Linked DNA regions of Homo sapiens: region 2 is linked to region 1. Evidence: read pairs that join two places in POLR2A ChIA-PET (ENCODE). Cell type or tissue: Caco-2. All regions are shown on one strand.

The links. Peaks named below come from ENCODE experiments on the same cell type or tissue, not always from the same donor. Only the 100,000 strongest peaks of a DNase experiment are listed, where the experiment ranks them.
Region 2: POLR2A ChIA-PET joins it to region 1 with 8 read pairs; 2 of 35 experiments call an interaction of 5 or more read pairs at or near these places.

The regions. Positions count from the first base shown.
Region 1 is chr5:850,521-855,520 of GRCh38, forward strand. It overlaps ZDHHC11 (zDHHC palmitoyltransferase 11), which reads right to left and starts at 466. Exons shown (of 13, transcript NM_024786.3): 1 at 1-466. The coding sequence starts at 82. RefSeq lists an enhancer at 1-459. In Caco-2, no CTCF peak of the experiment used is centred here; a DNase peak (open chromatin) is centred at 161; H3K4me3 peaks cover 540 bases; H3K27me3 peaks cover 280 bases.
Region 2 is chr5:462,857-467,856 of GRCh38, forward strand. It overlaps EXOC3 (exocyst complex component 3), which reads left to right. Exons shown (of 13, transcript NM_007277.5): 10 at 1,434-1,556; 11 at 2,255-2,416; 12 at 2,862-2,989; 13 at 3,871-4,434. The coding sequence ends at 4,042. Among named protein-coding and RNA genes, the nearest start is that of SLC9A3-OT1, 7.6 kb to the right of the region's middle. In Caco-2, no CTCF peak of the experiment used is centred here; no DNase peak of the experiment used is centred here.

The DNA.
Region 1 (5,000 bases):
TGCGGGGCGGCAAGACCAGCTTTTCATTATTGAGTATGGCTTCTGGGGTGACGGAACACTGGCTCCCGGAGCGGGTGTCCATCTGCAGGACACAGAAGGGGAGGACCTGCGCCGTCAGATCCTGGGAGGGCCGGCCCCGCCCACTGTCACAGAGACCAAGGGGACTGGGAATGCAGCCGCCAGGACCAGCACTGACAGCCAATGGCCCAGCACTGCCTGGGGCCACGTTCCCCGCAGAGGGAGCAGGGGCTGGGCTGGAGTCGGTGCAGGGCCCCGCCCAGGGGAATGAACAGACATGCTGCAGAATGTGACCCCGGCCAGAGCCGAGTGGCAACGGAAAACGGCTCTCCAGGGTGTGGAGGACCCAGTGCCCGCGCGACCGCCCATCAGTTCCCCTGAGGATTTGTTACGTTCTGGGGAGTGCTCGACAGCCCCCACACAGCGACAGGTCCCACAACCCGTTCACGAATACACAGGCCCACCCAGGACTCCCCAGGTGCAAGAAGAAAACCCACGTCAGAAAGAGGCCACACTGAGCAGAGGGCTGCGCCTGTGAGAAACTGAGGCAATGCCTGAAGAGCTCGTGAGCCGTTACTCACTGGTGCAACACTGAAACCTGCCAGATCCTCCCTGAGAGGCTTCTCTGAGCTTCCCAGAGGAGCAGGACCCGAGAGCTCACTTCACAGGGTCCTGTGTGTCTCCCCTTCCACAGGACAGGGAAGCCCGTCCAGCCACGCGGGGCTGGGGTCTCCGCCCGGGTGGACAGTGGCTGGGAGGTTCTGAACACGCTGCGGCTGCTCCTGGCCAGTCAGGTGGGGAGGGCGGCAGGGGTGGGAGGGACGTGGTGTCACAGAGCGGCAGTGAAAGACACTCAACGGCCGCTACGGGGTGGGGGGTTGATCTTGAGGGGCTGGGCGGTCTCTACAGAGGAGGGTTAGGAAGCTTCGCCACGTTATGCCTCGCTCAAAGTCCTTGTTGTCTCTTTGGGAAAAAACCTTCAGAAAATGAAGTTGATATTAAATGTATTTCTTTGAGAAGAGAGACATTGAGAAATAGTTAACAATTCTTCGTTCTTGCAGTCGTGAACGTCCATGATACAGTGGCTCTGCGCTGCCTTTGGTGGCTCCTCCCTGGTCCTCTAAATGTGACACCAGGCGGATGCGGGGCCACAGGACCCTGGGGCTTGAGTCACACAAGAATGTCTCTGGGAGACCCGAGAGACTCACAGTTATGAAACAGGACCATGGTTCTTTGGCCGGGCGCGGGGGCTCACGCCTGTAATCCCAGCACTGTGGGAAGCCGAGGCGTGCCTATCACCTGAGGTCAGGAGTTCCAGACCAGCCTGGGCAACACGGCGAAACCCTGTCTCTACTAAAAATACAAAGATTAGCAGGGCATGGTGGCACATGCCTCTAATCCCAGCTACTCGGGAGGCTGAGGCATGAGAATCGTTTGAACCTGGGAGGTCGAGGCTGCAGTGAGCCAAGATTGCACCACTGCATTCCAGCCTGGGCAACAGAGGGAGACTCCATCTCAAAAAAAAAAAAAAGAAAGAAAGAAAAGTCAAAGTTACCAAGGAAGGAAATAGAAACACAGAAAGACAACCCTGTACATTAAAAACACAATTCCCAGTTAAAAACAAAACCCAAATGAAAGTGCCAACAAACAGAAATGATGTCGCCAAGTCACATTGGTAAAACCTGGAATATCAAATCCAGGAAGGACCACAGATCTTAGAGAGGAGAAGAGGGGAATCGCTCAGCGGCCTTGAGCCTTGAGCCTGGAGACAACACGTTCATCTGTCAGGATTTCAGAACAGAAAGGTGGAGAGTCTGTGAGAGAAAAAAGAAAACACTGAAGAACTTTGAGAAGACTGAAGACTTCAGGTCGAAACTGTGCACCAAGAGCTGGAAAGGATGATTGGAAAAAGTAATACATCCAAATTAGAGAAAATGTGAGCAAGCCAGGGAGACAGACCCCACAGAGGACAACGAGCAGCGGGGACAGACTCCACAGAGGACAGTGAGCCAGGGGGACAGACCCCACGGAGGACAATGAGCAGCGGGGACAGACGCCACGGAGGACAGTAAGCTGGAGGTACAGACTCCACAGAGGACAGTGAGCAAGGGGGACAGACCCCACGGAGGACAGCGAGCCGGGGGGACAGACCACACGGAGGACAGCGAGCAGCGGGGACAGACCCCACAGAGGACAGCAAACCGGGGGACAGACCCCATGGAGGACAGCGAGCCGGGGGAAGAGACCCCACGGAGGACAGCAAGCAGCGGGGACAGACCCCACGGAGGACAGCGAGCCGGGGGTACAGACCACACGGAGGACAGCGAGCAGCGGGGACAGACCCCACGGAGGACAGTGAGCAGCGGGGACAGACCCCGCGGAGGACAGCGAGCCGAGGGGACAGACCCCACGCAGGACAGCAAGCAGCAGGGAAAGACCCCACGGAGGACAGCGAGCCAGGGGGACAGACCCCATGGAGGACAGCGAGCAGCGGGCACAGACCCCACGGAGGACAGCGAGCCAGGTGGACAGACCCCATGGAGGACAGCGAGCCAGGGGACACAGGCCCCACGGAGGACAATTAGCAGCGGGGACAGACCCCACGGAGGACAGCGAGCCAGGGAGACAGACCCCACAGAGGACAGCGAGCCAGGGGGCAGAGACTCCACAGAGGACAGCGAGCCGGGGGGCACGGACCCCACGGAGGACAGTGAGCAGCGGGCACAGACCCCACAGAGGACAGTGAGCAGCAGGGATAGACCCCACCGAGGACAGCGAGTCGGGCACAGACCCCGCAGAGGACAGCGAGTCGGGGGTACAGACCCCACGGAGGACAGCGAGCCAGGGGGACAGACCCCACAGAGGACAGTGAGCAGCGGGGACAGACCCCACAGAGGACAGTGAGCCAGGGGGCACAGACCCCACAGAGGACAGCGAGCGAGGAGCACAGACCCCACAGAGGACAGCGAGCTGGGGAGACAGATCCCACAGAGGACAGTGAGCAGCGGGGACAGACCCCACAGAGGACAGCAAGCCCGGGGGACAGACCCCACAGTGGACAGCAAGCCACGGGGACAGACCCCACAGAGGACAGCAAGCCAGGGGGACAGACCCCACAGAGGACAGCGAGCCACGGGGACAGACCCCATGTAGGACAGTGAGCCAGGGAGACAGACCCCACAGAGGACAGTGAGCTGGGGAGACAGATCCCATGGAGGACAGCAAGCCGGGGGGACAGACCGCACAGAGGACAGTGAGCAGCGGGGACAGACCCCACCGAGGACAGCCAGCTGGGGGCACAGACCCCACAGAGGACAGTGAGCAGCGGGGACAGACCCCACAGAGGACAGCAAGCCAGGGGGACAGACCCCACAGAGGACAGCAAGCCAGGGGGACAGACCCCACAGAGGACAGCAAGCCAGGGGGACAGACCCCACAGAGGACAGTGAGCTGGGGGCACAGATCCCATGGAGGACAGCAAGCCAGGGGGACAGACCGCACAGAGGACAGTGAGCAGCCGGGACAGACCCCACCGAGGACAGCGAGCCGGGGGGCACAGACCCCACGGAGGACAGTGAGGAGCGGGGACAGACCCCACAGAGGACAGCGAGCCGGGGGGCACAGACCACACAGAGGACAGCGAGCCGGGGGGACAGACCCCATGGAGGATAGCAAGCCAGGGGGTCAGACTGCCCAGAGGACATTGAGCAGTGTGGATAGACCCCACCAAGGACAGTGAGCCAGGGGCCACAGACCCCACGGAGGACAGCAAGCCAGGGGGACAGAACCCACAGAGGACAGCGAGCCGTGGGGACAGAACCCATGTAGGACAGAGAGCCAGGGAGACAGACCCCACGGAGGACAGTGAGCCGGGGGGCACAGACCCTACAGAGGACAGAGAGCCGGGGAGACAGACCCCACGGAGGACAGTGAGCAGCTGGGACAGACCCCACAGAGGACAGCGAGCCGGGGGGAGAGACACCATGGAGGACAGCGAGCCGGGGAGACAGATCCCACAGAGAACAGTGAGCCAGGGGTCACAGATCCCACAGAGGACAGCGAGCGAGTGGCACAGACCCCACAGAGGACAGCGAGCCAGGGTCACAGACCCCACAGAGGACAGTGAGCTGGGGGCACAGATCCCATGGAGGACAGCAAGCCGGGGGGACAGACCGCACAGAGGACAGTGAGCAGCCGGGACAGACCCCACCGAGGACAGCGAGCCGGAGGGCACAGACCCCACGGAGGACAGTGAGGAGCGGGGACAGACCCCACAGAGGACAGCGAGCCGGGGGGCACAGACCACACAGAGGACAGCGAGCCGGGGGGACAGACCCCATGGAGGATAGCAAGCCAGGGGGTCAGACTGCCCAGAGGACAGTGAGCAGTGGGGATAGACCCCACCAAGGACAGTGAGCCGGGGGGCACAGACCCCACGGAGGACAGCGAGCCAGGGGGACAGACCCCACAGAGGACAGTGAGCCAGGGGGACAGAACCCACAGAGGACAGCAAGCCAGGGGGACAGACCCCACAGAGGACAGCGAGCCGCGGGGACAGACCCCACGGAGGACAGCGAGCCGCGGGGACAGACCCCATGGAGGACAGCGAGCCGGGGGACACAGACCCTACAGAGAACAGAGAGCCGGGGAGACAGACCCCATGGAGAACAGTGAGCAGCGGGGACAGACCCCACAGAGGACAGCGAGCCGGGGGGAGAGACACCATGGAGGACAGCGAGCCAGGGAGACAGATCCCACAGAGGACAGCGAGCCAGGGGGCACAGACCCCACAGAGGACAGCGAGTCAGGGGGCACAGACCCCACAGAGGACAGAGAGCCGGGGAGACAGACCCCACAGAGGACAGCGAGCCAGGGGGCACAGACCCCATAGAGGACAGCGAGCCAGGGGGCACAGACCCCACAGAGGACAGTGAGCAGCGGGGACAGACCCCACAGAGGACAGCAAGCTGGGGTCACAGACC
Region 2 (5,000 bases), 390 kb before region 1:
GCACTTTGGGAGGCCAAGGTAGGCGGATCACCTGAGGTTGGGAGTTCGAGACCAGCCTGACCAACATGGAGAAACCCCATCTCTACTCAAAATACAAAATTACCTGGGTGTGGTGGCGCATACCTGTAATCCCAGCTGCTTGGGAGGCTGAGGCAGGAGAATTGCTTGAACCCGGGAGGTGGAGGTTGCAGTGAGCAGAGATCGCGCCATTGCACTCCAGCCTGGGCAACAAGAGCAAACTCCATTTCAAAACAACAACAACAACAAAATAATAAGACCATGGCCATCTGGTGGTCCTGCTGGAAAGGGGTTCCTGGGATGAGGGGTGGGATTGGTTGCTGATTCATCAGTGTCTGGTTGTGCAAGAGAACAGAAATGTGTGTGGAAGTGTCCCCAAAGAGGCAGACACTTGTAACTTTCGCAAATATGACTTAGCAAGAAGAAAATATTTACATTTGAAATTATTTCAAAATTTAAAAAGAATATATAGAAAAATGGGCAAAAGACATGAACGGCCACCTCACATTAAAAGCAACACCAGTGTCCTCATCGTGAAACTAGACGCCCGATCTTATCCTCGAAGCAATGAATGCTCAACAGGACCTGCTGCTCAGCAGGATGGCAGGAGCCGGAGACGTGGATGCTGTTCAGGCTTGTTGAGGGTGTGGGAAAAAGGGGCTGTTTGTATTCTGTGTGGGCCTGAACTGGGTTGGGTTTTTGAGGGCAGCTTGGAAATACAGCCATTGTAGTTTTAATCTGTAACTTTTACTGGAGTTTTAATTTGTACACTTCTATTGGAGTTTTAATTTGTATACTTTTATTGGAGTTTTAATTTGTATACTTTTATTGGTTTTAATGTGTATACTTTTTGACTGAAAAATTCAACTTTAAGGAATTTCATCAGAATTATACAGATTCACTGTTGCATTATTGCAAAATGTGAAAAAAATTTAAATGTCCATCAATAGAGAATTGGGCAAATAAATACGATAAATATATGTAGCCACTAAAGGTAAAATGTATACATGCACAGATATTTCCATCTTTAACATGTCATTTTGGGAAGCTCATCACAGAAATTGTAGTATAAATCTCCTATACTTAAAGTACACATTTGCAGATTATATAATCAAATTTTTACCTGAGTGCGCATTGCTGTTGTAATTAGAAAAGCAGTGTGACGTAGCAAAGATGCACGGAAGTGCCTCCCTCCCACACGCACTCAGTGCTCGTGGGACGTTGAGGTGAGGAAGTGCCTCCCTCCCACGCTGCACGCAGCTCTCGTGGGGCGTTGAGGTGAGGAAGTGCCTCCCTCCCACACTGCACGCAGCTCTCGTGGGGCGTTGAGGTGAGGAAGTGCCTCCCTCCCACATGCACTCGGCTCTCGTGGGACGTTGAGGTGATGATTTCTATGATCTGTTTCTGCTTTTCAGCAACATCTGAATGAATTGATGACGAAGAAGTGGCTATTAGGGTCAAACGCTGTAGACATTATCTGTGTCACCGTGGAAGACTATTTCAACGATTTTGCCAAAATTAAAAAGCCGTATAAGAAGGTAAGAAGGTGGGACCTAGTTCCCTCATCACCTTGACGCTAGGGCTCACCTCTCACCCTGCTCAGAATTCAGCATCCAGCGAGTCCCTCCGTGAGTGAACGTTCACTTGTTGTCCTATCAGCCCAAGGGAGGCAATAGGCTCTGCGGACGCCACCTCCCTGGGACGGGGCTCTGGTGAGAATGGCCGGGGCCCTGTGGCATGGCCCTCGAGGTGGAGGGAGCCATGGTTCCCGGAGAGGCCCGCGTGCCCCGTCTTAGCTCCTTGCCTTCCACTCACTCCCTGAGGCCCCAGGGATTTCTTTCCGCTTCAGACCCTCCTTCCTGCAGGACCCAGGTTCCTCTTTCCTCCAAAGTGCCTGCCGCGTTTTCCAGATGCTGCGGTCGTTATCAAAGGACAGCAGCAGCCACTGACACGGGCCTGTCTGTGGACCGAGTGCTCATGCGCGGCACTGCCTCGCCCGCGTCTGTCCTGCTGGGGGCCGGAGCTGGCCTGGTGCGGGGGTCCAGGTCACCGTCACTGTTCCCCCACTGAGCCCCCGCTCCTCCTCTGCGGTGAGATGCCAGAGCCGTGGCGGAGCGAGGAGGAGTGGGCTCAGAGCCTCCGGGGAGCCACCGGGAGCCCCAGCCTGGGTTTCAATGAGGGTGCTCCTGGCCGCCAGAGCCGTGGAGCCTGCCGCTGACCGCGCGTGTCTCCCCAGAGGATGACGGCCGAGGCGCACCGGCGCGTGGTGGTGGAGTACCTGCGGGCGGTCATGCAGAAGCGCATTTCCTTCCGGAGCCCGGAGGAGCGCAAGGAGGGTGCCGAGAAGATGGTTAGGGAGGCAGAGCAGCTGCGCTTCCTGTTCCGGAAGCTGGCGTCCGTGAGTGTCGCGCAGGTCCGGGCTGGAGAAGGCCTGTCGCTCCGCGGCCCTGTTCAGCCTCCACCCCGGGACTCGGGCCAGTAGATGGGAGTGTGTCGTGTGTTTGTCAGGCGGGGGGAGCCTGGGTCCAGGTCCTGCCTGACCTTGTGGTTGGACACGAATGTCCACAGAGGTAGACGCGCCGGCCCCGCCGGCTTCCCGAGGCCGCCCACAGCTCCCTGACGGACGCTTCCCAGTCTGTCCTGCGCTGCGAGGTGCTGGCTGCCTCCCACGGTCTCGCCCTCACCCCAGACCCCTGGCCCTGTCACTGAGCTTTCAGAGTAGATCCTGAGGAGTCAGGTGAAGAGGGAGGTTCCCAGTCAGGAAGGGGCTCAGCCAGAATCCAGCTGCTCCCAGCGCCGCGGGACAGCCGAGGGCGGCTCCTCACATTGCTGCTGCCTTCCAGGGTTTCGGGGAAGACGTGGACGGATACTGCGACACCATCGTGGCTGTGGCCGAAGTGATCAAGCTGACAGACCCTTCTCTGCTCTACCTGGAGGTCTCCACTCTGGTCAGCAAGTATCCAGACATCAGGTAAGGGATGCACGTCTTAGAATCCTGCCTTAGAATCCTGGAGTGGAGCGGCAGGTCCCTCCTTCTGTCTGGGGCGGGTGGGGCTCCTGGTTCGCAAGTTCAGCCCTGCAGCACGGCAAGGGTTCAGGTGCGGCACAGCGGGGCCCAGGCGCAGGGAGCAGAGCTGCTTCTGTGCTGCCTTCCACCTGGCCTGGGCTACAGTGTGGGTGGGTGGAGCTCGAGGGGCACATCCCGGGTGGGGACAGTGGGGTGGGGGCGGGGCTGTGACAGCTCTGCTGTGTGTGGTGGGGAAGATTTGGGCTGTGGAGTGGCCTCAGTGGGGCGAGTTTAGGAAGTTTCCTCTGTGCTCATGGTGGACTCGGGAGGGCCCAAGTGCAGCTTGGACCAGACACCTTCCGAGGACGTGATTACAGGGAGTCCCCAGTACCAGGTCCAGGGAAGGGGACCCACGCACGTCCCCCCTCCACCATGCTGGCTCCAGGCCCCAGGCCAGCCTTTGCGGCCCCTGTCTCAGGGCACCTGCCACTTCCCCAAGGGGCCACCTCCATGGCTGCAGCCGCGTCACCTCCGTCCCATCATCTCGCTGGTTAAACGTGGAAAAACGGGGTCTTGAGCTCTCCACGGTCTCCCCTCTGGTTGGGCCGGAACAAAGATTTATAAAAGCAGTGTTGAAAAATCTTTCTGCAATTGGATTGAGAAAAGACAGAGTAAGATGAAAATGCAGGCTTGTCTCCCGCTGAAAAGGGAAAGGTGCAATTTGTCTGCAGCGGTCCTCACCCCCTGTGTTCTGTCAGCTGGGGTGGTGAAGCCGTGAGTCCCTGGCAGCGTGGTGCATCACAGGGCTGCTAAGTGGGCATGGGCTGACATCTCCCCATCCCCAGGGATGACCACATCGGTGCGCTGCTGGCTGTGCGTGGGGACGCCAGCCGTGACATGAAGCAGACCATCATGGAGACCCTGGAGCAGGGCCCAGCACAGGCCAGCCCCAGCTACGTGCCCCTCTTCAAGGACATTGTGGTGCCCAGCCTGAACGTGGCCAAGCTGCTCAAGTAGCCTCCGCCGGCCTGCCCTGCTCGCCCCTCCACAGCCTCGGTCCCTGCCTTTAGAAACGCGGGACAGCTGATTGCTCTCCTTGGCCACACGTGCTCCTTTTAGCTGCACGGCCTGTCTTTAGGTGCCAGTGTGATGCACCGGGTGTGCGTCGAGTGAGCGTCCCGAGGCCACGTGCGGAGGCCCCTCACTGTGCTGTCAAAGGCCTGTGGGTGCAGGGCTCTGCCGCACAGCCTCTCTTGGGTGCTTGTTTGTTGCAGTGGTTGAAAGTGTGTGGGGCACAGAGGACGTGCACCTCCCTGCCCTCCTCCTCCCTGGGCCTTCACCGCACCCCATCTGCTTAAGTGCTCGGAACCCCGTCACCTAATTAAAGTTTCTCGGCTTCCTCAGAGAAATGAAAACGCCATGCATTCTCTTTTCCAGTTAAGGTTTTCTGACTACTGATCTAGGATTGCCCAGGAACTGTTGTCAATCACAGAGTAAAAGTCTCCGCTCAGCCTGGAGGGCGCCCTCCTGGTCCCCTCCTGTCTGACATCCCCTCAGCCTAGAGGGCGCCCTCCTGGTCCCCTCCTGTCTGACATCCCCTCAGCCTAGAGGGTGCCTTCCTGATCCCCTCATGTCTGACATCCCCTCAGCCTGGAGGGCGCCCTCCTGGTCCCCTCCTGTCTGACATCCCCTCAGCCTGGATGGCGCCCTCCTGGTCCCCTCCTGTCTGACATCCCCTCAGCCTAGAGGGCGCCCTCCTGGTCCCCTCCTGTCTGACATCCCCTCAGCCTGGATGGCGCCCTCCTGGTCCCCTCCTGTCTGACATCCCCTCAGCCTAGAGGGTGCCCTCCTGATCCCCTCATGTCTGACATCCCCTCAGCCTGGATGGCGCCCTCCTGGTCCCCTCCTGTCTGACATCCCCTCAGCCTAGAGGGTGCCCTCCTGGTCCCCTCATGTCTGACATCCCCTCAGCCTA